Regions from separate parts of the Homo sapiens genome. Here all the other regions are linked to region 1. Evidence: read pairs that join two places in POLR2A ChIA-PET (ENCODE). Cell type or tissue: CD4-positive, alpha-beta T cell. All regions are shown on one strand.

Region 1 (8,000 bases):
CTGTGTCCATAGCAGCTAGCAGCTCAGAGGCACAGGAAATCCAGCCACCTTGGCTGCAGCCCAGGACTTAGAGGTGCAACCAGGTTGAGTGGTGACTGCATAGAGCACTGTCGGAGGCACAAACAATGACCAACACACTTGCCAGTGACCCACAGCTAGTTAGCAGTGTCCCGGGGCAGTAGGCATGACCTTCGGTGCAGAAGAGCAAGGGCCTTGGGAGGAGGCCCCAAGGGGCACGGGCACCTGGCAGCTTCAGAGGGTCCTGGTGCTGGTGGCCCTGGGGGGACAGCGGTGTCCATCTCTAGGCAGGAACTGAGCCTCAGGACATGGAGCTGCAAGCCCTGTAACACTGAGCCTCTTGCTTGAGGCCCTGAGGATCTGCTCTGGTTTTCCAGTTCATAAGATAGACAACCATGAACACGTCCTTTAGCAAATCAGAGAACCTGGGAGGCGGGGTGACAAAGTGAGCTGCGGCATGTTGGGCTGGGTCAGTGGAGCTGTGGACAGCAGTGGTGACTGCTGGCTGAGCGGCCCCACTGCCTTCTGCTGAAGGGCCTGGAAGGGCCTGACGTGCACAGTGCAAAGCAATGGTGCCTGCTGCCTGCTGGCCGAGACTAGGCGGGCACAGGATGGGCAGGTTAGGGAGTGCCCCGGGCTAGCGTGATTTGCAGAAACTGCTCTGCCTCCAGAATTCACCTCCTAGCTGCTCAGTGTGGTCCAGATCCGCCCCTGCTTCCCTCCTTCCCACAGCTCATAAAGCCAGGTTGAGGGATGTGCACAAAGGCATCCATGGAAAATGAAATTTTGCCCTCCCCACCCTTCCCCAGCAGCTTGAGAAGCCAGTTCCCAAAAATCAGTGCATCTCAGGAAGGCGAGACTGAGAGCTCCCTCAGCTGAATCCATGATGGATCCTTCTGGGAGCCAGAGGGAGCCAGTGAAGCCCCCAGCCTCCTGCGTAACGACGGAAGGGAGTCCTGCCAGACGACAGCTGCCTGGGGCTGCAGGAAGGTGCCCTAACCCTGGGAACCTCCTGGGAAAAGCAGAGTGAGGCTGAGTCCATACCCTAGATGGCTGCTGAGTTGGGGAGGCAAGGCTGACACCCAGATTTCTGGCTGGGAGAACACAGTGGAAGGATCCCAGGACCTGAGATGGGGACGAAGGAGGAGGAGCAGCTGGGGTAGGACCTGGGCACTGGCCACACGACATAAGCAGGCATGGCTGGAAGTGGAGGTGGCTCCTCTTGGGCAGGACAGGACCCGGCGCATTTCTGCCCTGACTTCACTTCTGTCCTGCTGGACCTCAGCCAGGGAGGCCCAGCCCCTACCCTCATCAATGGCAATTTCCCTGCTTCGGCAGCAGCACCTTGGCCTCCTCCGTCATCACCCTCATCTCTCCCCAACTTATAGGATCCCCTTTGTTCTCCCTCTCTAGAAACCTGCTCTCACCTGGCCTCCCTGAGACTCACGGGATTCCGAAGCCTGCAGCCCACTCAGCCAAGGGCCAGTCCTGCAGAACCTCCCAGCTTCCAGATCTGGACTCGCTTCAGCCACAGACTCTTGGAAGAAGGGAGAGAGAACTAACTACCAAGTGTTAAGTGCCTTCCGGTCTAGGTGCTCCTCCATCCTCAGCCTCTCTGACACCTCATAACTGGCAGCCCTGGGATTTGAATCTGCATATGTCTGGCTGCAAAGTCAATGCTCTTTCCTCGAGAGGACTGTGATGCCCCCATTACTCTTTTTTGGGGGAGTGGGGGGACACGGTTTTGCTACGTCACCCAGGCTGGCGTGCAATGGTGCGATCTTAGCTCACTGCAACCTCTGCCTCCCGGGTTCAAGCAATTCTCCTGCCTCAGCCTGCCGAGTAGCTGGCATTACAGGTGTGCGCCACTATGCTCGGCTAATTTTTGTATTTTTAGTAGAGACAGGGTTTCACCATTTTGGCCAGGCTGGTCTCGAACTCCTGACCTCATGATCCACCCACCTCGACCTCCCAAAGTGCTGGGATTACAGGCATGAGCCACCTCGCCCGGTCCCCATTGCTCTTAACACGGAGTCTGCCCCTTGCTTCTGCCTCTCCATCACCCTCTCCTCCCTGGCTCCTCCTTATTTCACTATAAACTCAGTTCTTCCGTTTCTAGACATGCCCTCCACCTGACCTTGCAATCTTCTCCTTCCTTTGGCCACCAGGCTTCTTACCCGGCTCTCTTCTGTTGCATCCCTGGTGTCCCGCCCCTTATCCCCCTGAGGTTTCATCAACCTCCCTCCCCTGCCAACCACTCCCCCAGAGTCACCAGTAACCCGGGGCCTCATGATTAGGTCCTTTCTTAGTCTTTATATTTCCAGGCCCCCCTACAACAACTGACACTCTCAACGGGTAAACTAGCTCTTGAAAAAAATAAGATTTCTTTCTACTTCTGACTTTAAAAGAAACACACACATACACACAAATGCATATATATGAAAGATAGAGAACGAAAGAGAGAGAAAACCACCAAGAGCCAGAAAACTGGTCATTAAGAAGCCTGATGGGCTGGGCATGGTGGCTCATGCCTGTAATCCCAGCACTTTGGGAGGCTGAGGCAGGAGGATCACTTGAGCCCAGAAGTTCGGGACCAGGCTAGGCAACATGGTGAGACCTCATCTCTACAAATAATTTTTAAAGATTAGCCAGGCCTGGTGGTGCACGCCACCAGTAGTAAACCTGTAGTCCCAGATACTTGGGAGGCTGAGGTGGGAGAATTGCTTGAGTCCAGAAGGTCGAGGCTACAGTGAGCTGTGATCGTGCCACTGCACTCCAGCCTGGGCAACAGAGCAAGAAGACCCCATGTCAAAAAAAAAAAAAAAAAAAAAAAAAAGGCCAGCATGGTGGCTCACACCTCTAATCCCAGCACTTTGGGAGGCTGAGGCTAGTGGATCACCTGAGGTCAGGAGTTTGAGACCAGCCTGGCCAACATGGTGAAACCCTGCCTCTACTAAAAATACAAAAATTAGCCCTCATGTGGTGGTGGGCACCTGTAATCCCAGCTACTCAGGAGGCTGAGGCAGGAGAATCGCTTGAACCCAGAAGGCGGAGGTTGCAGTGAGCAGAGATCGCACCACTGCACTCCAGCCTGGGTGACAGAGCAAGACTACATCTACAAAAAAAAAAAAAAAAAAAAGAAGAAGAAGAAGAAGAAGCCTGACAGTACCAGGTGTCAGAGAGGATGTGGGTTCACTGGGTTTCTCAAAGGCTGCAGATGGGAGTGTAAATTGGCACAAGCACTCAGGAAGACAGTTTGGCGTGAGTCTGTAAAGTGGGACATTCACTTATCCTCTCTGGCAGCTGCCTCTGGTGCCAGTATTGCCTCTCCTCCACTCACCTCTAATTTGCGCCCCGGCTGCAGTTCCCTTGACCTCATGACTCACCCCACGCTAACAAGTCCCACCTCAGCACAAGTTATACGTCTTTTTGTTTTCAGCCCAAGCCCAAGCACAGCCTAGAGGTGCAGGGAAGATAACATGCCAGGAGCAGCCCTTGACAGATGGGGCTCAGGAGCTTGCAGATAAAAATGTCCCTGTCATCCATTCTCTGGGCCCACAGTTCCAAAAATCAAGTTCTCCAGCAGTGACCTTGATCTCTTCCCCATCTCACTCTGCCACCTTACTCCTGCTTCCTGGGCTTACCCCACAAATAAACAACCAACAACAGACGCAGGTAGCAGCTTAGTCTCTGTCTCACGCTCTGCTCTAGGGAAACCCAAACTAAGACAACTATGACCTAGCAATTTCCCTCCTTACTTCATATACAAGAGAAACTCTTACCACATACACTAGGAAACACATGCTAGAATGTTCCTGTCAGCACAAAACCTGGAAATAATCCAGAGAACCACTGAGAGGAGAAGAGACACATACATTTTGGAATAACATACAATGAAATATTACACAGGAGCTGGGCAAATGCAACAATATAGATGAAACTTAGCGATATAATTTTGAGTGGTAAAAGGAAATCCTGGCCGGGTGGTGGCTCATGCCTGTAATCCCAGTACTTTGGGAGGCCAAGGCGGGCCGATCACCTGAGGTCAGGAGTTGGAGACCAGCCTGGCTAACATGGTGAAACCCTGTCTCTATTAAAAGTACAAAAAAAAAAAAATTAGCCTGGTATGGTGGCACATGCCTATAATCCCAGCTACTCAGGAGGCCGAGGCAGGAGAATCGCTTGAACCTGGGAGGCAGAGGCTGCAGTGAGCCGAGATCACGCCTCTGCACTCCAGCCTGGGCGACAGAGTGAGACTCTGTCTCAAAAAAAAAGAAAAGGAAAAAAAGTAAATCCCAACATATCACATTAAAAAATACATATAATTTGGGGAAACAGATGTGGGTGTGATAAAACTACATAAAAGAGAAAGCAAAAGAACACAACACAGGATTCATATTAGGGGTTGCGGTGGGTAGATAAAAGTGAGGAGAATCATATCAGTCTGTGTAAGTTCTTATCAGTATTTTAGTTTTCGTCTTGGGCAGTGGTTCCATGGATATTTTTATATTATTAAAATAGGCACCCTAATAGATAAATTCATAAATGATTCAAAGAAGGCCTTTTATGGACCGATGATGAGAATGTGTACTATATACCCAATTAGTATGACAAACCTCATTCTATGCAATTGAAGTCCAATTAAAAAGTATAATAAACAGGGCTGGGTGCAGTGGCATGCCTGTAGTCTTAACTATTCAGGAGGCTGAGATAGGAGGATCACTTGAGCCCAGGAATTGGAGGCTGCAGTGAGCTATGATTGCACTACTGTACTCCAGTCTGAGTGACAGAGCAAGACCCTGTCTCTTAAAAAAGTAAAATAAGATTATTATTTAAAAACGGAAAAATACATAAAATCACAATGAAGAAATAAAAGTTACCATCCAGAGATAATCCCTAGCTATCAACATTTAATGGATATTTTATACATTGTTCCTGTGAATAAATGTCTGTATGTGTTATCTGTATAATGGAGGTGATACTATATACAATTTTTTGAAAACGTTACAGAAATTTCAAGTCCTATATATTTATTGTAGAGTAATGAAAAAACACAAGAGGCCGGGTATGGTGGCTCACGCCTGTAATCCCGGCACTTTGGGAGGCCAAGGTGGGCAGATCATGAGGTCAGGAGATTGAGACCATCCTGGCCAACATGGTGAAACCCTGTCTCTACTAAAAATACAAAAAAATTAGCCAGGCGTGGTGGCGGATGCCTGTAGTCCCAGATACTTGGGAGGCTGAAGCAGGAGAATGGCGTGAACCCGGGAGGCGGGACTTGCAGTGAGCCGAGATCACGCCACTGCACTCCAGCCTGGGCGACAGAGCAAGACTCCGTCTCAAAAAAAAAAAAAAAGAAAAGAAAAGAAAAAAAAAAAAAGAAAATGCAAGAGGAGAAAAGAAGCAATTGAGAAAGAGCCACTGTCAACATTCTGGTGGATTTCCTTCCATTCTCTTCCTTTGCTTAACAGCACATTATGACACTTCCTCCACATCATTCAATATTCTTTGAAAACACTACCTCTCTCTACCTTAAAATTCTTTTTTTTTTTTTTTTTTTGAGATGGAGTCTCGTTCTGTTGCCCAGGCTGGAGTGCAGTGGCACAATCTCAGCTCACTGCAACCTCCACCTCCTGGGTTCAAGCGATTCTCTTGCCTCAACCTCCCGACAAGCTGGGATTACAGATGCCCGGCAACACGCCCAGCTAATTTTTGTATTTTTAGTAGAGACGGGGTTTTGCCATGTTGGCCAGGCTGGTCTCGAACTCCTGACTTCAAATGATCTGCCCGCCTCAGCCTCCCAAAGTGTTGGGATTATAGGCGTGAGCCACTGTCTCCAGCCTTTAAAATTCTTAAAGTAGTAATTTGGCAGTGGAGAAGTCTGGAAAGCACTTTCTACCAAGCGGTGGAGGTTAATATCACCTGTGGCTACCACGCACCCCCTCCTCTGATGTGAGAAGGCATTTTCCCTGTGCGGCATTCTTTCCAAAACCCCTGAGACCAGTTTAATCTGGAGAAAAGCATCAGGGAAATCCAAATTAAGAAACACTCTACAAAATACCTGACGATTACTCCTCAAAACTGTCAAGGTCATGAAAAACAAGGAATGACTGAGAAACTGTCACAGATCAGAGGAGACTAAGGGCATGGTAGCTAATGCAACGTGGTAGCCCGCACGGGAGCCTGGAACAGACAGAGGACCTGAAGGGGAAAACTGGTGGAATCCACATAAAGTTGGAGTTTAGTTAATAGTAATGTACCAATGTTGGTTTCTTAGTTTACGCAGAGACCACAGTAATAGAAGATGTTAACAATGACAGAAAATAGGTGAGGGGTAGATGGAACTTCTTATATTTTTGTAACTTTTTTGTAAGTCTAAAATTATTCCAAAATAAATAATTTATCAGGGAAAAAAAATCCACAAACCCCCAAACAGTCTTTCCTTGGCTTCCTCGAAGTCGTGCCATTGTGTTCTTCCTCCCTCTCTGACTGCCTCTGGGTGTGTTTTCATATTAAACGACAGGCACCACCTTAGGCCCTGTGAATGAGCTGGCCAACAAGGCAGACCCAGTCTGGTTCTCGCCCTTGTGGGAATACAGTCTGGCGGAGGGACTTTGGATGGAGCTGGACTTGAGGTTGGACATAGTTCCGCTTATCTCCAGCGGAGCAATCCCTAGCAAGTCATGGATTTGAAGCCCACCTTTCCTCCTCTGTAAAAAATGAATAATGAGCAGGGTGCAGTGGCTCATACCTGAATTCCCAGCACTTTGAGAGACTGAGGCAGGAGGATCACTTGAGCCCAGGAGGTCACTTGAGCCCAAGAGTTAGAGGCTGCAGTGAGCTGTAATCATGCCACTGCACTTAAGCTAGGTGACACAGCATGACCCTGTCTCTGAAAAACAAAAAAAAAACAAAAAACCCCACAAAACTATATTAGCTAAATACTACCACAAGGAAGCAGTTACCAATATTAATATCAGAAAAACTGAATTAAAGCAGAAGAACATTAATAGGAAGAAAAGGCACATTTGGCACTGATGAAAGTTATAATCTCCAAAAAAGATGTAAAAATTTATGAATTTGCATGCTCCTAAAAAAGTGTTTTTAAATATATATAAAGCAGGAACTTACAGAGGTAAAGGGAAAAAATTGACACGTTCGTAATAATTGTGTGAGATTTAAAACATTTTTTTTTTTGAGATGGAGTCTCGCTCTGTTGCCCAGGCTGGAGTGCAGTGGCACAACCTTGGTTCACTGTAACCTCTGCCTCCCGGGTTTAAGCGATTCTCCTGCCTCAGCCTCCCGAGTAGCTGGGATTACAGGTGCCTGCCACCATGCCCAGCTAATTTTTGTATTTTTAGTAGAGACAGGTTTTCGCCACATTAGCCAGGATGGTCTCGAACTCCTGACCTCAAGTGATCTGCCTGTCTTGGCCTACCAAAGTGCTGGGATTCCAGGCGTGAGCCACTGTGCCCAGCCGATTTTTTAAAATTTTATTTAAAAGTTTTTTTTAGAGACAGGGCCTCACTCTGTTACCCAGGTTGGAGTGCAGTGGTGCTATCATAGCTCACAGAAGCCTTGAACTCCTGGGCTCAAGCAATCCTCCACATCCTAGTATGCCTTCCTGTAGAGGATAGAAAGCCAAAACTCTTTCACAGATTCCCTTACAATGAGTGTTTCAGATGTGAATTATTTTCCAACACTTACTGCTATTGTGCAAGATCTGAAAAGCAGATGAGAGGCCAAGACCATTGTCCTTTTCCGTGGGCTGTTACTGCTTCCAAGCACAACTGTGGAGCTATCGAGTTTGCCCGCATCAATGTCTGGCCCCTAGTGTTGTGTATGTGGGCAGTAGAAGCAGCAGTGGCAGTGCCTGTATTAGACCTTTGTATTGTTACCCTAGCAGTGTATTTATAAATACAGTTCTAATGTGTGTTCTAGGCCCAGCCTCGGGTCCACTCCTATAGCCTGCCAGTGACTTT
Region 2 (8,000 bases), 62 kb before region 1:
AGTCTCAAATGACTCTTCAGCCTTGGTCTCCCAAAGTGCTGGGATTATAGGAATGAGCCACAGCGCCTGGCCAGATAATTGCTTTTGAATACTGGAAGACTATTTCTTCAGTTTTTAAAAATTCTGTTTACAATGTGATGGCTACAGACATGATACACTTTTAAGTAAAAGCCGCATTACTAACATTTTCTCCTTTACTTTCATAAGTCTAAACAATCAATAAAACAATAAATAAATCAAGTTCTGACTTATAGCATGTGGTAATTTCCATGGTTAGTTTCAAGCTACCAATTGACATCACTGAACACAGAGCTGGGAAACGAGGTGCAGTGGCACATCATTATGGCATTTCCACCATATAGATACAGTAAGTATAAGAGCATGGATAATAAAGCCTAGTAAAATAATTAGGAAGTGATGAGTTTTAAGAATTTATGACCTTTGTTATTAATTTAATTTATATTTGATTGTAAGTCTCTTCAACTAATTTTTTAATAATGACTGTATTGGCTGGGCACAGTGGCTCACGCCTATATTCTTAACACTTTGGGAGGCCAAGGCAGGCAGATCACCTGAGGTTGGGAGTTCGAGACCAGCCTGACCAACATGGAGAAACCCCATTTCTACTAAAAATACAAAATTAGCTGGGCATAGTGGCGCATGCCTATAATCCCAGCTACTCAGGAGGCTGAGGCAGGAGAATCGCTTGAACCTGGGAGACAGAGATTGCAGTGAGCCGAGATCGCGCCATTGCACTCCAGCCTGGGCAACAACAGTGAAACTCCATCTCAAAAAAAAAAAGCTGTATCTAACAACCAGCTTGCAACATTTCTGAAATTTAGTAATCAGCTCTCATTTGATGCAAGCTGGCTCCAACCAACAAACCACCGTGTCTAGTCAGTCATTTCCATACTGATTCTCTGCCACAGCCCATCAATCCATCTGTCACTTTCTCACCTGTAACACATACATTTACCCTGTGATTCATTTTCTATTCATTCCTCAAGCCACCACAACCTGACTTGTCGTTTCCACGACAGACCCTTTGCTAGGAAGTAAAGGATTCTTTTCTTTCCCTTGCCCTGTGAATTCCAGTGTCCTCAGGGCTCTGTCTTGGGTCATCTGCTTTCTCTTTCTATACACTGTGCTTTGGTGATCTCATTCAAACCCTGACATTAAGTATACTGATGGCTCCCAAGTCTATAATTCTAACCCATGCGCCTCTCTGGAGTTCCAGACCCATGTGTCCAGCAGTCTATTGGACATCACTTGTTTGTCTTCTTGGTAATTCAAACTCAGCATTTCAAGAACATATTTGTTGTTTCCCCAGACTCCAACCTCCACCTCACAAATCTGATGTCGCCTCTCTTTTTCCTGTCTCATTAAATGGAGATACCTTACCTACTAAGTCATCTGAGCCAGACACCTGGGAGTCATCCTCACTTATTTTTTTTTTTTTTTGAGGAGGGGTCTCACTCTGTTGCCTAGGCTGGAGTGCAGTGGCACAGGTCTCAGCTTACTGCAGCCTCTGCCTCTGGGCTCAAGTGATCCTCCCACCTCAGCCTCCCGAGTACCTGGGACTACAGGCACACACCACCAGCACCCGGCTAATTTTTGTATTTTTGTAGAGATCGGGTTTCTCCATGTTGCCCAGGCTGGTCTTGAACTCCTGGACTCAAGCAATCCACCCATCTCGGCCTCCCAAAGTGTTGGGATTACAGGCGTGAGCCATCGAACCCATGCAGTGTCCTGATCCTGGTTCAATGCAGCCTCGATCTCTCCAGACTCAAATGATCCGCCCACCTCAGCCTCCCGAGTAGCTGGGACTACAGATTCAGGGCATCACGCCCAGCTAATTGTTTTATTTTTTATAGAGATGGGGCCTTGCCATGTTGCCCAGGATGGTCTTGAACTCCTGGCCTCAAGTAATCCTCCCACCTTAGCCTCCCAAAGTGCTGGGATTGCAGGCATGAGCCACCACACCCCACCCATCTTCACTTTTTACTCTGGTACCAAATCCAGATTGATCCAGTCATTCATTTATCCATCTGTTGAACTTTCCGGCAAATATTTAATAGAACAGCTGCATAGTATATTGGGTAAGAGCACTGGAGCCTGAAGTCAGCCTGCCAGGCATCAGATCCTGGCTCTGCCATTTAACTAGCTTTGGAAACCTTGGGAAATTTGCTTGCCCACTCTGTGTTTCAAGGTTTTTTTTTTTTTTGACAGAGTCTCACTCTGTCATCCAGGCTGGAGTGCAGTGGTGCGATCTTGGCTCACTGCAACTTCTGTCTCCTGGGTTCAAGTGATTCTCTTGCCTCAGCCTCCCACATAGCTGGGATTACAGGTGTGTGCCACCACACCCATCTAATTTTTGTATTTTTAGTAGAGACGGGGTTTCACCATGTTGGCCAGGCTGATCTCAAACTCTTGATGACTGTCTTCTTATAAGGACAACAGTTATAGTGAATTAAGTGTCCACCCTACTCTAGTGTGATCTCTTCTTAACTAATTACATCTACAATGACTCTATTTCCAAATAAGGTCACATTCTGAGGTACTGGGGGTTAGGACTTCAACATAGCTCTTTTGGAGGGACATACTCTGCTATAGTCAGAATGTTTGTGTTCCCCTCAAATTCATATGTTGAAATCCTAACTCCTAAGGTGATGGTATTAGGAGGTGGGGTCTTTGGGAAGGCAGAACACTCATGATTGGGATTAGTGCCCTTATAAAGAGACCCCAGAGAGCTAGCCTGGCCCTTCTACTATGTGAGGACATAGTAAGAAGGCACTATCTGTGAACCAGGAAGTGGGCCCTCACCAGACACTGAGGCTGTCAGGGCCTTGATCTTAGACATCCAAGCCTCCAGAACTATGAGTAACAAATTCTGTTGTTTATAAGCCACCCTGTTATAGCAGCCCAAATGGACTAAGACAGCGTTCAATGCGTAACAGGCAGGAACTCTGATACAGGAATCATATCTGCTTTCTGACCTTGTGTGGCTCACAGTCTAATGTGCGGCAGTTGTTAATGTCTTACTTCCTGTCCCCGCCCACCGCGACTGTCTTAGTTCCTTTTGTCTCACAACAGCCTCCTGAGTAGACCCTAGTCTGGCCCCACCATAGTGCATCCTCCATGGGGTGTCAGAGTGATCTTTCCAACACATAGGTTGATCATGGCACCTCCTTCTGAAGCTCCCTGGGCCTTCAGGTAAAGGTTTAGCATGAAAAATCCTTCTAGTTCTAGCTCCTTCCTGCTTGTCTGCACTGAACCTTATACCACAGCCCAGAAAACTGTTTGTAGTTCCCTGATCATATTCTTCTTCTTCTTCTTTTTTTTTTTTTTTTGAGATGGAGTTTTGCTTTGTTGCCCAGGCTGGAGTGTAATGGCGCAATCTCAGCTCACTGCGACCTCTGCCTCCCAGGTTCAAGCGATTCTCCTGCCTCAGCCTCCTGTGTAGTAGCTGGGATTACAGGCGCCTGCCACCACACCTGGCAAATTTTTGTATTTTTAGTAGAGACGGGATTTCACCATGTTGGCCAGGCTGGTCTTGAACTCCTGACCTCAGGTAATCCACCCATCTCGGCCTCTCAAAGTGCTAGGAATACAGGCGTGAGCCACCACGCCGGCTATATTTTTTAAAATTTAAAATTACTTCCTTAGGCACAACTCAACAACAAAAAGACAAACAACCCAATTTAAAAATGGGCAAAGACTTGAGTAGACATTTCTCCAAATAATATATATAAATGGCCAAAAGCACATGAAAAGATGCTCAATGTCATTAATCACTAGATTAATGCGAATAAAACTACAATGAGATACCACTTCATACCCACTAGGATGGTTATAATAAGAAAAGTAACAAGTGTTGGCGAGGATGTGGAGAAGGAGAAATTGGAACATTGCTGGTGGGAATGTAAAATGGTGCAGCTGCCGTGAAAACAATTTGGCAGGACCTCAATAAGCTAAACATAGAATTCATAGAATACTGTCTGACCCAGCAGTTCCACTTCTAGGTATGTACTCAGAAGAATTGAAAACAAGTGTTCAATTGATGGCTCACGCCTGTAATCCCAGCATTTTGGGAGGCTGATGCGGGAGGATCACCGAGGTCAGGAGTTCGAGACCAGCCTGACCAACATGGAGAAACTCCATCTCTACTAACAATACAAAATTAGCTGGGTGTGGTGGCACATGCCTATAATCCCAGCTACTCAGGAGGCTGAGGCAAGAGAATCGCTTGAACCCGGGAGGCGGAGGTTGCGGTGAACCGAGATCACACCATTGCACTCCAGCCTGGCCAACAAGAGCAAAACTCCGTCTCAAAAAAAAAAAAAAAAAAAAGAAAAACAAAAAGAAAACAAGTGTTCAAATAAAAACTGTACACAAATGTTCATAGCAACATTATTCACAATAATCCAAAAGTGGAAATGACCACCCATGGATGGACAAAGAAAATGTGGTATCTCTATACAATGAAATATTACTCAGCCAGACTGGGCGCGGTGGCTCACGCCTATAATCCCAACACTTTGGGAGGCCGAGGTGGGTGGATCACTTGAGGTCAGGAGTTTGAGACCAGTCTGGCTAACATGGTGAAACCCCGTCTCTACTAAAAATACAAAAATTGGCCAGGCACGGTGGCGGGTGCCTGTAATCCCAGCTACTCGGGAGGCTGAGGCAGGAGAATGAATCACTTGAACCTGGGAGACAGAGGTTGCAGTGAGCCAAGATTGTGCCACCGCCCTCCAACCTGGGTGACAGAGCAAGGCTCCATCTAAAAAAAAAAAAAAAAAAGAAATATTACTCAGCCATAAAAAGATGTGCAGTCCTGAAGTCCTGATATATGTCAGAACGTGGATGAGCCTCAAAACCCTAATGTTAAATGAAAGAAGCCGGACAGAGTCACATAACGTGTGATTCTGTTTATATGAGTAATATCCAGAAGAGTTAACTTTATAGGGGAACAAAAGTAGATTGGTGGTTGCTAGGGGATGAGGGGAGGGGAAAATGGGGATTAATTGCTTAATGTATATGGGGTTTTATTTTGGGCTTATGAAAATGTTTTGGAAATAGGGTGGTAGTTGCAGGGCACTGTGAAGGTACTAAACGTCATGGATTTGTACACTTTAAAATATTTAATTTTATGTTATGTGAATTTTATGTCAATAAAAGAAATAAAAACAAAAAAGAATGAAGTATTGATGCATGCTACCATGTGGGTGAACCTTGAAAACATTTTGCTGAAGTGAAAGAAGCAGACAGAGAAGGTCACATATTGTGTGATTCCATTTATATGAAGTATCTAGAATAGGCAAATTCATAGAGACAGAAAGCAGATGAGTGGTTGCCAGAGTCCGAGGGAGGCGGGATGGGGAGTGGCTGTTTAATGGACATGGGGTTTCCTTTTTGGGTGATGAAATGTTTTGGAACTAGATAGTGGTAATGGTTGTACACTATTGTGAATGTACTGAATGCCACCGAATCACAGACTTTAAAATGGTTAAAATGGTAAATTTTATGTTGTGTATATTCTACCACAATAACAAATATTTCCTTAAGAAAGATGTTCTGAAGTGAAGCCAGAGTCAAAGAATGTGAGAATTTTATAAATTCTTGGGGCGTGTTGCTGAATTTATGTTGAGAAGGGATCATTCGTTGCCTTCCCTCCAGGAATGTTTAAGAACCTGTATTGCATCTTTGCTAGACTTGAGTATCGTGGTTAAAAAACAAAGCAGCCAGGCGTGGTGGCTCACGCCTGTAATCCCAGCACTTTGGGAGGCCGAGGCGGGCGGGTCACCTAAGGTCGGGAGTTCGAGACCAGCCTGACCAACATGGAGAAACCCTGTCTCTACTAAGAGTACAAAATTAGCCGGGAGTGGTGGCGCATGCCTGTAATCCCAGCTACTCAGGAGGCTGAGGAAGAGAATCGCTTGAACCCCGGAGGCAGAGGTTGTAGTGAGCTGAGATCGCGCCAGTGTACTCCAGCCTGGGTGACAGAGTGAGACACTGTCTCAAAAAAATAAATAAAATAAATAAACAAAGCAAAATGGCCTCGCTAATTTGATATAACACGGTGCCTCTTCAGGAAAGTTCTCTTGCTTCCAGGTTAACTTGAATGAGAAGAGTGTTTAGGAACACAGCCAGAATAAAAGGATTTTAGAGGTAGGAGAGGCCTAGAGAGCTTCGAGACCATTGCATCTCATTTTTATCGGACCAGTATTTAGTAAATAGCTTACTATTCTGAAATAAAATACATAGATAAAATAATCTACCTGAAGTCTATATGATACAGTGCTTTAGACAATATGAGTTTTGGAGTAAACTTCCTGGGTTCAAATGCCTGTTCAGCTGCTCACCAGCCTTGTGGGCTCTGGCACCACTCTGTGCCTCAGTTTCTTCATCTATAAAATGGAGCTAATGACAGTGTTGCCTCATAGAATTGTCTGAGGATTAAATGTATGTGTATGTATATAAATATAAAATATGCTTAGGCTTATAATTGAACTGTACAAAAGAGGAGAAATAGAAGGAAAGTAATTTATAATAAATGCACTTTAAATTTGTAAATATCTAGGCACGATTACCCTAGGAAGACACTGAAATAGATGTTTGCACCTATGCATAGAATCACCCCAGATGTCACAGCTATAAATTCATATTGGTTCGACTACATTGCACCTCAAAAGCCATGAGTGTTGTTATTGGTGACATGCTCTATTGCCTAGGCTGGAGTGCAGTGGTGTGATCTCGGCCCACTGCAGCCTCTGCCTCCCAGGTTCAAGCAATTCTCCTGCCTCAGCTACCTGAGTAGCTGGGATTACAGGTGGGCATCACCACACCTGGCTAATTTTTGTATTTTTAGTAGAGACGGGGTTTCACCTTGTTGGCCAGGCTGGTCTTGAACTCCCGATCTCAGGTGATCCACCCGCCTTGGCCTCCCAAAGTGCTGGGATTACAGGCGTGAGCCACCACTCCCAGCCATGGGAAGTATTTTTAAACAACCATACTTGCATGTACAGGCTTTTCATCTTCATAAATGTTTAATGGGATATTTGGAAGTGGGACATGGGACCATTCTTTATTGGGTGGGATTTCCCACGTTTCCAGATGTCTAGCATCCTTAGTCCCCTCCTCTAAATGTCAGTATGCTGTAGTGAGTGGTTCCACCCCCACTGAGAACCACTGAGACTACTCCAACCCTCTTCTTTTCCCGACCAGTTTCCTGAGAGATTCAGAGAGGATTTTTTTTTTTTTTCAGAGATAGGTTCTGGAGAATACATACTCTCTCCACTTCTGCTCACTCTGTCACCCAGGCTGGAGTGCAGTGGTGTGACCAGAGCTCACTGCAACCTTGAACTCCTGGGCTTAAGCGATTCTCCCATCACAGCCTCCGGAGCAGCTGGGATTACAGGTGTGTGCCACCATGCCCGGCTAATTTTAAACAGTTTTTGTAGAGACTGGTGGCGGGGGGATCTTGTTCTGTTGCCCAGAATGGTCTTGAACTCCTGACCTCAAGCTATCCTCCTGTCTTAGCCTCCCAAAGCTCTGGAATTACAGGCCTGAGCCACCATGCCCGGCCTAGAGAGGGAATTTAAAATCGGCAGCTATGACAGTGACTGCTTGTTCACCCCAGGCCCACCTTCAGCCTTGTGATCAGCTGGAAGATGCCTTGTTAGTAACCCAGACTCTGCCTGCCCTGCTGCATTTATCCAATGTATTTCTCTTTTGGGGGCCTTCTTCTTCCCTATCTCTCACCTCCATCCTCCCAACACCTGATCCATTAGCAAGTCCTGTTGGCTATCCCTCCGAATATGTGACCGACCACAGTAGGCTTCTCCTCGTTCTCTGCTCCACTCTTGTCCCACTACAGTCTATTCTCATGGCAGCCAGAGGAGCTTTAAAAAAAATTTATGGCCGGGCGCGGTGGCTCACGCCTGTAATCCCAGCACTTTGGGAGGCCGAGGCGGGCAGATCATCTGAGGTCGGGAGTT
Region 3 (8,000 bases), 120 kb before region 1:
CAAATTGTTAATAGTGGTTCTTTGGCTGTGCGTGGTGGCTCACGCCTGTAATCCCAACACTTTGGGAGGCCGAGGAGGGTGGATCACCTGAGGTTGGGAGAGTTCGCGACCAGCCTGGCCAACGTGGCAAAACCCCGTCTCTACTAAAAATACAAAAATTAGCCAGACATGGTGGCGCATGCCTGTAATCCCAGCTCGGGAGGCTGAGGCAGGAGAATCGCTTAAACCCGGGAGGCAGAGGTTGTGGTGAGCCGAGATTGCGCCACTGCACTGCAGCCTGGGCAACAAGAGCGAAACTTCTTCTCAAAATAAAATAAAATAAAATAAAAAAGTGGTTCTTTTTCTGGGTAGGATTGCAGGAGACTTTTGCTTTATTAAGCATCCATCTCTGTAATTTAAAAAATGTGTAAGAAGCATGTCTTATTTTTTAGCAGCTTTATTAAAGTATAATTTACATGCCATAAAATGCATGTGTCATCTTTACAGTAGTGGTGGACAGATAATTTATTTATTTATTTAAGACAGTCTTGCTCTGTTGCCCAGGCTGGAGTGCAAGTGGCGTGATCTCGGCTCACTGCAACCTCCAGGGTTCAAGCGATTCTTGTGACTCAGCTTCCCAAGAGGCTGGAATTACAGGCATTCACCACCATGTCTGGCTAATTTTTGTATTTTTAGTAGAGACGGGGTTTTGCCATGTTGGCCAGGCTGGTCTCTAGCTCCTGGCCTCAAGCAATCCGCCCACCTCGGCTTCCCAAAGTGCTGGGATTATAGGCATGAGCCACAGTGCCCAGCCAGGGCCAGATTTTAAAAAACACAAATAGAAGGAAATATTTCTTTCTTTCTTTCTTTCTTTTTTTGTTTTTTTGAGATGGAGTCTCGCTCTGTCGCCCAGGCTGGAGTGCAGTGGCATGATTTCGGCTCATCGCAACCTCCACCTCCCGTGTTCAAGCAATTCTCTGCCTCAGCCTCCCAAGTAGCTGGGATTACAGGCGTCTGCCACCATGCCCCACTACTTTTTGTATTTTTAGTAGAGATGGGTTTCATCATCTTGGCCAGGCTGGTCTCGAACTTCTGACCTCGTGATCCACCTGCCTTGGTCTCCCAAAGTACTGGGATTACAGGCATGAGCCACTGCGCCCAGCCAGAATGAAAGGTTTCTATGCAAGCACAGTGGCTCATGCTTGTAATCCCAGCACTTTGAGAGGCCAAGGTGGGAGGATTGCTTGAGCCCAGGAGTTTGAGAAGGAAAGGTTTCTGACATTGAGGCTAATCTAATCTTTTGTCCCTTTGCCTGCCCTTCTGTTTCCTTCCCCATAATGGTTTTCCCTCAGCTCCTTCTCAGACCCTCAATATCTCTGAGTGGCATAAAAACTCTTTTTCTAGGCCAGGCACAGAGGCTCATGTCTCTAATCCCAGCACTTCGGGAGGCCGAGGCAGGCAGATCACCTGAGGTCAGGAGTTTGAGACCAGGCTGGCCAACATGGCAAAAACCCTGTCTCTACTAAAAATACAAAAATTAGCCGGGCGTGGTGGCAGGCGCCTGTAATCCCAGCTACTGGCGAGGCTGAGGTGGGATAATCGCTTGAACCTGGGAGGCGGAGGCTGCAGTGAGCCAAGATCACGCCATTTTACTCTAGCCCTGGGAGACAAGAACAAAACTCCATTTAAAAAACAAAAAACCCACCTCTTTTTTTTTTTTTTTATGTGTGCCTATAAAAGGAGAGGTTCCACTAGATGACTTCTAAGGTCCTTTCAGGTACCAGTTGGGGTGAGTTGATAGTCCTGGTCTCTCTCCTACTAAAACTTGTTCTTAGGAAGGATCAGTGATTTTTTTTTTGTATTATTAGTAGAGACGGGGGTTCACCACATTGGCCAGGCTGGTCTCGAACTCCTGACCTCTGGTGATCCACTTGCCTTGGCCTCCCAAAGTGCTGGGATTACAGGTGTGAGCCACCATGCTTGGCCAGGATCTGGTAATCTCATTCTCATTACATGAAAATATCTGATGAGGCCCAGTTTATTTTTCTCTCTTGTGATATTTGCATTTTAACAAAAGATGAACTATCATTTTTGGCTTCAAACCAAGAGGAAAACCTCCAACTGTTCAGTTTCTACACATACAGGGGTAAGGGATATGTTTGAGTGGGCAGGACGACCTTTTCGGCATCCTTGAAAACACAGCAGCAGATAGGAAGTTAGGATCATTGATGTGGAGATGGGTAGGTACTCAAGGTTGCCACTAGGTAAAATGGGACCCACTATGGGTGGGAAAGTCAAGATTTTGGCCATAGCACTTGGCAGAATTAAGAAAGCTGTGGACCATTGGGGAAGGAGTCCTCTCAATTTCACATATGACCTTAATTGCCCTGTTTAAGCTAGTACTTTGAAGTTTCAGTGTGTAGAAACATTATCACCGGTCAGATAGCATATATTAAACATTTATACAGGTACAGATAATCTAAGTCACTCTGAAAGAGGTTGATATAATGAAAAGAATTCACACTGTTAGACCAACATCCAGAATGTGGTACACTGTAACCCCGTTCTTATTAGGAGAGGCAGACACACAGTGGTTGAGGAAGTGGGGCCCTGGAAATATATTTGCTGGGTTCAAATCCTCCTGGCTCTATCATGTACTACCAGTTGGGTGGCCTTGGTCAAGTGGCTTCACTGTTATTTATCTCAGTTTCTCCATGAAATGGGAATAACAGGGTAACAATATTAATAGTAATGTAAAATGGAGATAACAATAATTCCCACACCTTGGGGTTATGAAAGTTAAATTTGTTAATACATATCAAGTGCTTAGAACAGTGCCTGGCGTGGCCGGGCACGGTGGCTCACGCCTGTAATCCCAGCACTTTGGGAGGCTGAGGCGGGCGGATCACCTGAGGTCAGGAGTTCGAGACCAGCCTCACCAACATGGAGAAACCCCATCTCTACTAAAACTACAAAATTAGCTGGGCGCGGTGGTGCATGCCTGTAATCCCAGATACTCAGGAGGCTAAGGCAGGAGAATCGCTTGAACCCGGGAGGCAGAGGTTGCGGTGAGCCGAGATCGCGCCATTGCACTCCAGCCTAGGCAACAAGAGCGAAACTTCATCTCAAAAAAAAAAAAAACAAAACAAAACACTGCCTGACACATAGTAAGTGCTCAATAAATGTCAGCTATGAACATCATTACCTCCTAATCCCTTTGTGTAGGAAACCTTGATGCTTCATTTCCAACAGCTCTAGCTTCAGTTATTAATAAATCCTTTTCTATTTTCCAACTGCCAAATGGGGAAACTGAGTCACAGGGTATCAGAGAATGCTGTGAAGGGAACACAGAAGGCAGGGCAGCGCCAGAGGTTCAAGTGCAGTAGGCCCTTCATATTCCTGAATTCAACCAACAAGGGATCTAAAATATTCAGGAAAAAAAAATAGCATCTTCACTAAACATGTACTTTTTTTTGGTCATCATTCCCTAAACAATACAGTATAACAACTACATAACATTTACACTGTATTAGGTATAAGTAATCTAGAGATGATTTAAAGTATACGAGAGGATGTGTGTAGGTTATATGCAAATACTATATACCATTTTATATTTTTTATTTTATTTTTTATACTGAGTCTAGCTCTGTCGTCCAGGCTGGGGTGCAGTGGCGCAATGTCGGCTCACTGCAACCTCCGCTTCCTCGGTTCAAGCGAAGATTCTAGTGCCTCAGCCTCCCGAGTAGCTGGGATTACAGGTGCCCGCCGCCATGCCCAGCTAATTTTTCTATTTTTTTAGTAGATACGGGGATTTCATCATGTTGGCCAGGCTGGTCTCGAACTCCTGACCTCAAGTGATCCTCCCGCCTCGGCCCCACAAAGTGCTGGGATTACAGGCGTAAGCCACCGAGCCCAGCCCATTTTATATTTTATAACAGGGACTTGATTATCCGCAGATTTTGGGATCCGCAGGTGTCCTGGAACCAACCAATCCCTCACGGATAGGGAGCGACCTACGGGCCTGCAGTCCCCGAGCGGCTCCCCGTCCCCGCCAGGCCTCCGCTGCCCCACGTGAAAGATGAACTAAAGAGGCTGAGTCACGTTTCTCAACTTTTCCCTCTCCCTCGTTGCCAGTTCCCGAAGTCGTTTTCTTCTCTGGCCGAACTCCAGTCCCACTTGATGGCGGTGGAGCTGGGGATCCTGACTGTGGATCGGCCCCGGGAAGGATCCCGCGGAGGCCGCCGCCTTCCCGTCCACTCAGGCCCCAGCCGAAGCTTTCCAGCTCCCGCTGGCACCGGGACAGCGAGCCCCTCCGCGCGCGGACCCACGCCCCGAGCGACCCTTGACTTCTCCCGGAATTCACAGCTTCACTCCCTCCCCTCCCCCAAAGGCGGACGCAGGGGAAGCTCTAGTGCCTGAGGAGGCCGCAGAGTGCGAACTGCAGCGGCTCGGGGTACGACACCAGGGCTTCCTGCACAGGCAGAGAGGCCAGGGGCGGGGGATTCATGCAAACAGCTGGAGCCAGCGCCCTGCCCCCTCCGCCCCGCCCCTGCAAAAGAGGGCTGTAAAATTCCGGAAGAGAGATTAGAGGCAGGGGATGGGTGGGGCCGTGAATAGTACATTCCTTCCTCCCCCTGCCTCCTTCTACCCAGTTATCACTCTGGGAGGGTTGAGTCGTCTCTTGGCCTTCTCTTGTCCGGTGCACTGGCAGCGTCCAGACATGGGGCTTGAAACCTCCCATGCTCATCGGAACTTTGTGGAGCCTGGATCGCTTATTTCGCAGCTCATGACTCCATCTGGTTTCGGGCTCGGAAATTTTGGTTGTTACTTGCAACTGGGTCTTTTCAACTGGGTCTTTTCCATAAGAGTGCTTCATAGGCCTGTCTGTGCATTTGTTAGTAGTTCCTATTTATTGAGCGAACTTTGCAATGGAGGCATACTTTATTTAGTGTTGGAGGGAAGGAACATGAAGGCTTAGAGAGGCTGCGAAACCTCAAAGCCACACAATGGCAGAGCCAGGAATCAACTCAGCGATTGGTTCCACACATTTCCCACCACATCCTGCTGATTCCTTTGCTTCAGGTCTTTAAAAGGCAAGACTTATTTGTTAGGGGGTAGGGAAGTAACATTTATGGACCATCTCCCACTGTGCCAGCTACTTTAAATATATTGTCTTTAATCACTTAATTTGTCACAACACTTCAAGACAGATGTGATCACCATGCCCATATTACAGATGAGGAAAACTTTAGAGGTGAGGAGTTTAAGGGCCAGAGCTGGGATTCCTGTACAGTCATACTGCAAGGCCTGTGCTGTTTCTAAAACCACAGTTAATGTCTGCATAGTGCTTGACAGTTTACAAAGCAAAGTATTTTCAAGCTCTTCATTTGAGAGCTATCATCCTATTTCATAGATGAAGAGAAAGGTTCATTTGTGAAGTTACAACATCTCTTGAAGATCACAAAACTAATGGTAAGTTGCAGAATCTGTAATTTTGAAATAAACTGCAGAGCTGGTGGTATCAAGGCTCATTTCATTTATTCATTGCACGGTGCCAAGTACCAACTAATAATAATACTAGCTAACATTTATTGAATACTTAACATGAGTTCAATGCATGAGTTATGCACACTAAGTCCTTTAGTCCTCAAAAAACCTTTTTTTGAAGTTTACCTTTTCTGTTTTACAGATGGGGAAATAGTTATTTCATCAGGGAGATGAAATAACTCCCCAAGTCTACATGACAACAAAATGGCAATGCAAAGATGCCAGATGAATTAGTGTAAAATCCCAGGGTGGGAACCAGTCACCTGTTCCCAACCTCTGTGTAAACCACTTTTCTGAGGGCTTCAGTTTCTTTACCACACGATCATGACTTGTTTTCTTGTTTTTTTCTTTTTTTTCTTTTTTTGAGACACAGTCTCACTCTGTCGCCCAGGCTGGAGTGCAATGGTGCAATCTCAGCTCACTGCAACCTCCGCCTTCCCGGTTCAAGTGATTCTTCTGACTCAGCCTCCCGAGTAGCTGGGATTACAGGTAGGCACCACCACGCCCAACTAATTTTTTTTTATATTTTTAGTAGAGACGGGGTTTTGCCATGTTGGCCAGGCTGGTCTCGAACTCCTGGCCTCAGGTGATCCGCCTTCCTCGGCCTCCCAAAGTGCTGGGATTACAGGCATGAGCCACTGTGCCCGGCAGACCATTACTTGTTTTTCTAACCCCTGTGTGTGGTGGGCCCACATAGCTCCTGCTCTCAAGGAGCTAATGCTCTGTAAAATCAGCCAAGAGTACTGCCAGCTTGCCCCACAGGGGCACTGGGAAGATTAATCAGCGAATGGCACTTGGAATGCTTCAGCAAAAGCACTGGATAAACTCAGGGCACTTATGCGTGAAACTCACTGCTAGGGGTGTTTCCTGCTGTAATAAGGCACCTGCAGCCCAGTTCCTGATCTGTTTGAGATGTGGAGAGAGTAAAACCATGTTACAGCCTTCTGTGGGAAGCCATTTGGATGTCGGGGTGAGAGCATCTCTCTGCTTTCCGGGGGGTAAGGGAATGTGGCAGTGGTGTCATAGTCTAGGACCTTTCCCTCTCAGAGGCAGATATTTTTTTCAGCATTTCACAAGGGTTTCCAGCTTATTCTGAGGACACCAGTTATTGACTGAAGTCAGAAACGAATATCATGATTATTTGGGCTTCAGAGGCAGACAAACCTGGGGTGAATCCTGTTTCTGTCATTTCTTCTCTCTGAGCCTCTGGTTCCTTCTTTTTTTTTTTTTTTTTTTGAGACGGAGTCTTACCCTGTCGCCCAGGCTGGAGTGCAGTGGCATGATCTCAGCTCGGCTCACTGCAATCTCCGCCTCCCAGATTCAAGCAATTCTCTTGCCTCAGCCTTCTAAGTAGCTGGGATTACAGGCGCACGCCACCACGCCTGGCTAATTTTTGTATTTTTAGTGGAAACAAGGTTTCACCATGTTGGTCAGGCTGGTCTCAAACTCGTGACCTCGTGATCTGCCTGCCTCGGCCTCCCAAAGTGCTGAGATACAGGCGTGAGCCACTGCAACTGGCCTTTTTTTTTTCTTTTTTCTGAGACAGAGTCTCGATCTGTTGCCCAGGGTGGAGTGCAGTGTTGTGATCTCAGTTCACCACAACCTCCGCCTCCCAGGTTCAAGTGATTTTCCTGCCTCAGCCTCCCAAGTAGCTGGGACTACAGGCATGTGCCACCATGCCCGGCTAATTTTTGTATTTTTAGTAGAGACAGCTTTTCGCTATGTTGGCCAGGCTGGTCTGAAACTCCTGACCTCATGATCTGCCTGCCTTGGCCTCCCAAAGTGTGGGGATTACAGGCGTGAGCCACCGCGCCTGGCCTTTCTCAAGTGTTTTCATACGTTATTATCGATACGTGAAAGAGCCCATGAGGTAGCTGATTATTATTTCCATTTAATAGTTGATAATACTTCCCTTTTTTAATGGGGGTAATAGTACCTTCTTAATAGGGTCATTTTGAATCATAAACTTGATAATAGATTTTATTTTATTATTTATTTATTTTGAGATGGAGTTTTGCTCTTGTTGCCTAGGCTAGAGTGAAGTGGCGCGATCTTGGCTTACTGCAACCTCCGCCTTCTGGGTTCAAGTGATTCTCCTGCCTTAGCCTCCTGAGTACCTGGGCTTATAGATGCCTACCACCACTCTCGGCTAATTTTTGTATTTTTAGTAGAGATAGGGTTTCACCATGTTGGCCAGGCTGGTCTCAAACTCCTGACCTCAGGTGATCCACCCGCCTCGACCTCCCAAAGTGTTGGGATTACAGGCATGAGCCGCTGTGCCGGGCCTTGATAACATTTTAAAACGTTTCAATCAGGACTTGAAAAAGAGTAGATGCTTAATAAAAGGTAACTATGGCTGGGTGCAGTGGTTCATGCCTATAATCCCAACACTTTGGGAGGCCAAAGTGTGAAGGTTGCTTGAGCCCAGGAGTTCAAGACCAGTCTAGGCAACATGGCAAGACCTCCATCTCTAC

What was found. Peaks named below come from ENCODE experiments on the same cell type or tissue, not always from the same donor. Only the 100,000 strongest peaks of a DNase experiment are listed, where the experiment ranks them.
Region 2: POLR2A ChIA-PET joins it to region 1 with 12 read pairs; 11 of 35 experiments call an interaction of 5 or more read pairs at or near these places.
Region 3: POLR2A ChIA-PET joins it to region 1 with 11 read pairs; 14 of 35 experiments call an interaction of 5 or more read pairs at or near these places.

The regions. Positions count from the first base shown.
Region 1 is chr1:31,822,735-31,830,734 of GRCh38, reverse strand. No RefSeq gene overlaps it. Among named protein-coding and RNA genes, the nearest start is that of SPOCD1, 11 kb to the right of the region's middle. RefSeq lists enhancers at 3,152-3,341, 3,432-3,531. In CD4-positive, alpha-beta T cell, no CTCF peak of the experiment used is centred here; a DNase peak (open chromatin) is centred at 3,224; H3K4me3 peaks cover 649 bases; H3K27ac peaks cover 2,006 bases.
Region 2 is chr1:31,884,434-31,892,433 of GRCh38, reverse strand. No RefSeq gene overlaps it. Among named protein-coding and RNA genes, the nearest start is that of PTP4A2, 50 kb to the left of the region's middle. RefSeq lists enhancers at 2,750-2,899, 3,190-3,239, 5,464-5,513. In CD4-positive, alpha-beta T cell, no CTCF peak of the experiment used is centred here; a DNase peak (open chromatin) is centred at 3,053; H3K27ac peaks cover 1,074 bases.
Region 3 is chr1:31,941,025-31,949,024 of GRCh38, reverse strand. No RefSeq gene overlaps it. Among named protein-coding and RNA genes, the nearest start is that of PTP4A2, 6.7 kb to the right of the region's middle. RefSeq lists enhancers at 4,691-4,740, 4,324-4,858. In CD4-positive, alpha-beta T cell, no CTCF peak of the experiment used is centred here; DNase peaks (open chromatin) are centred at 4,054, 4,484 and 4,994; H3K4me3 peaks cover 1,687 bases; H3K27ac peaks cover 2,124 bases.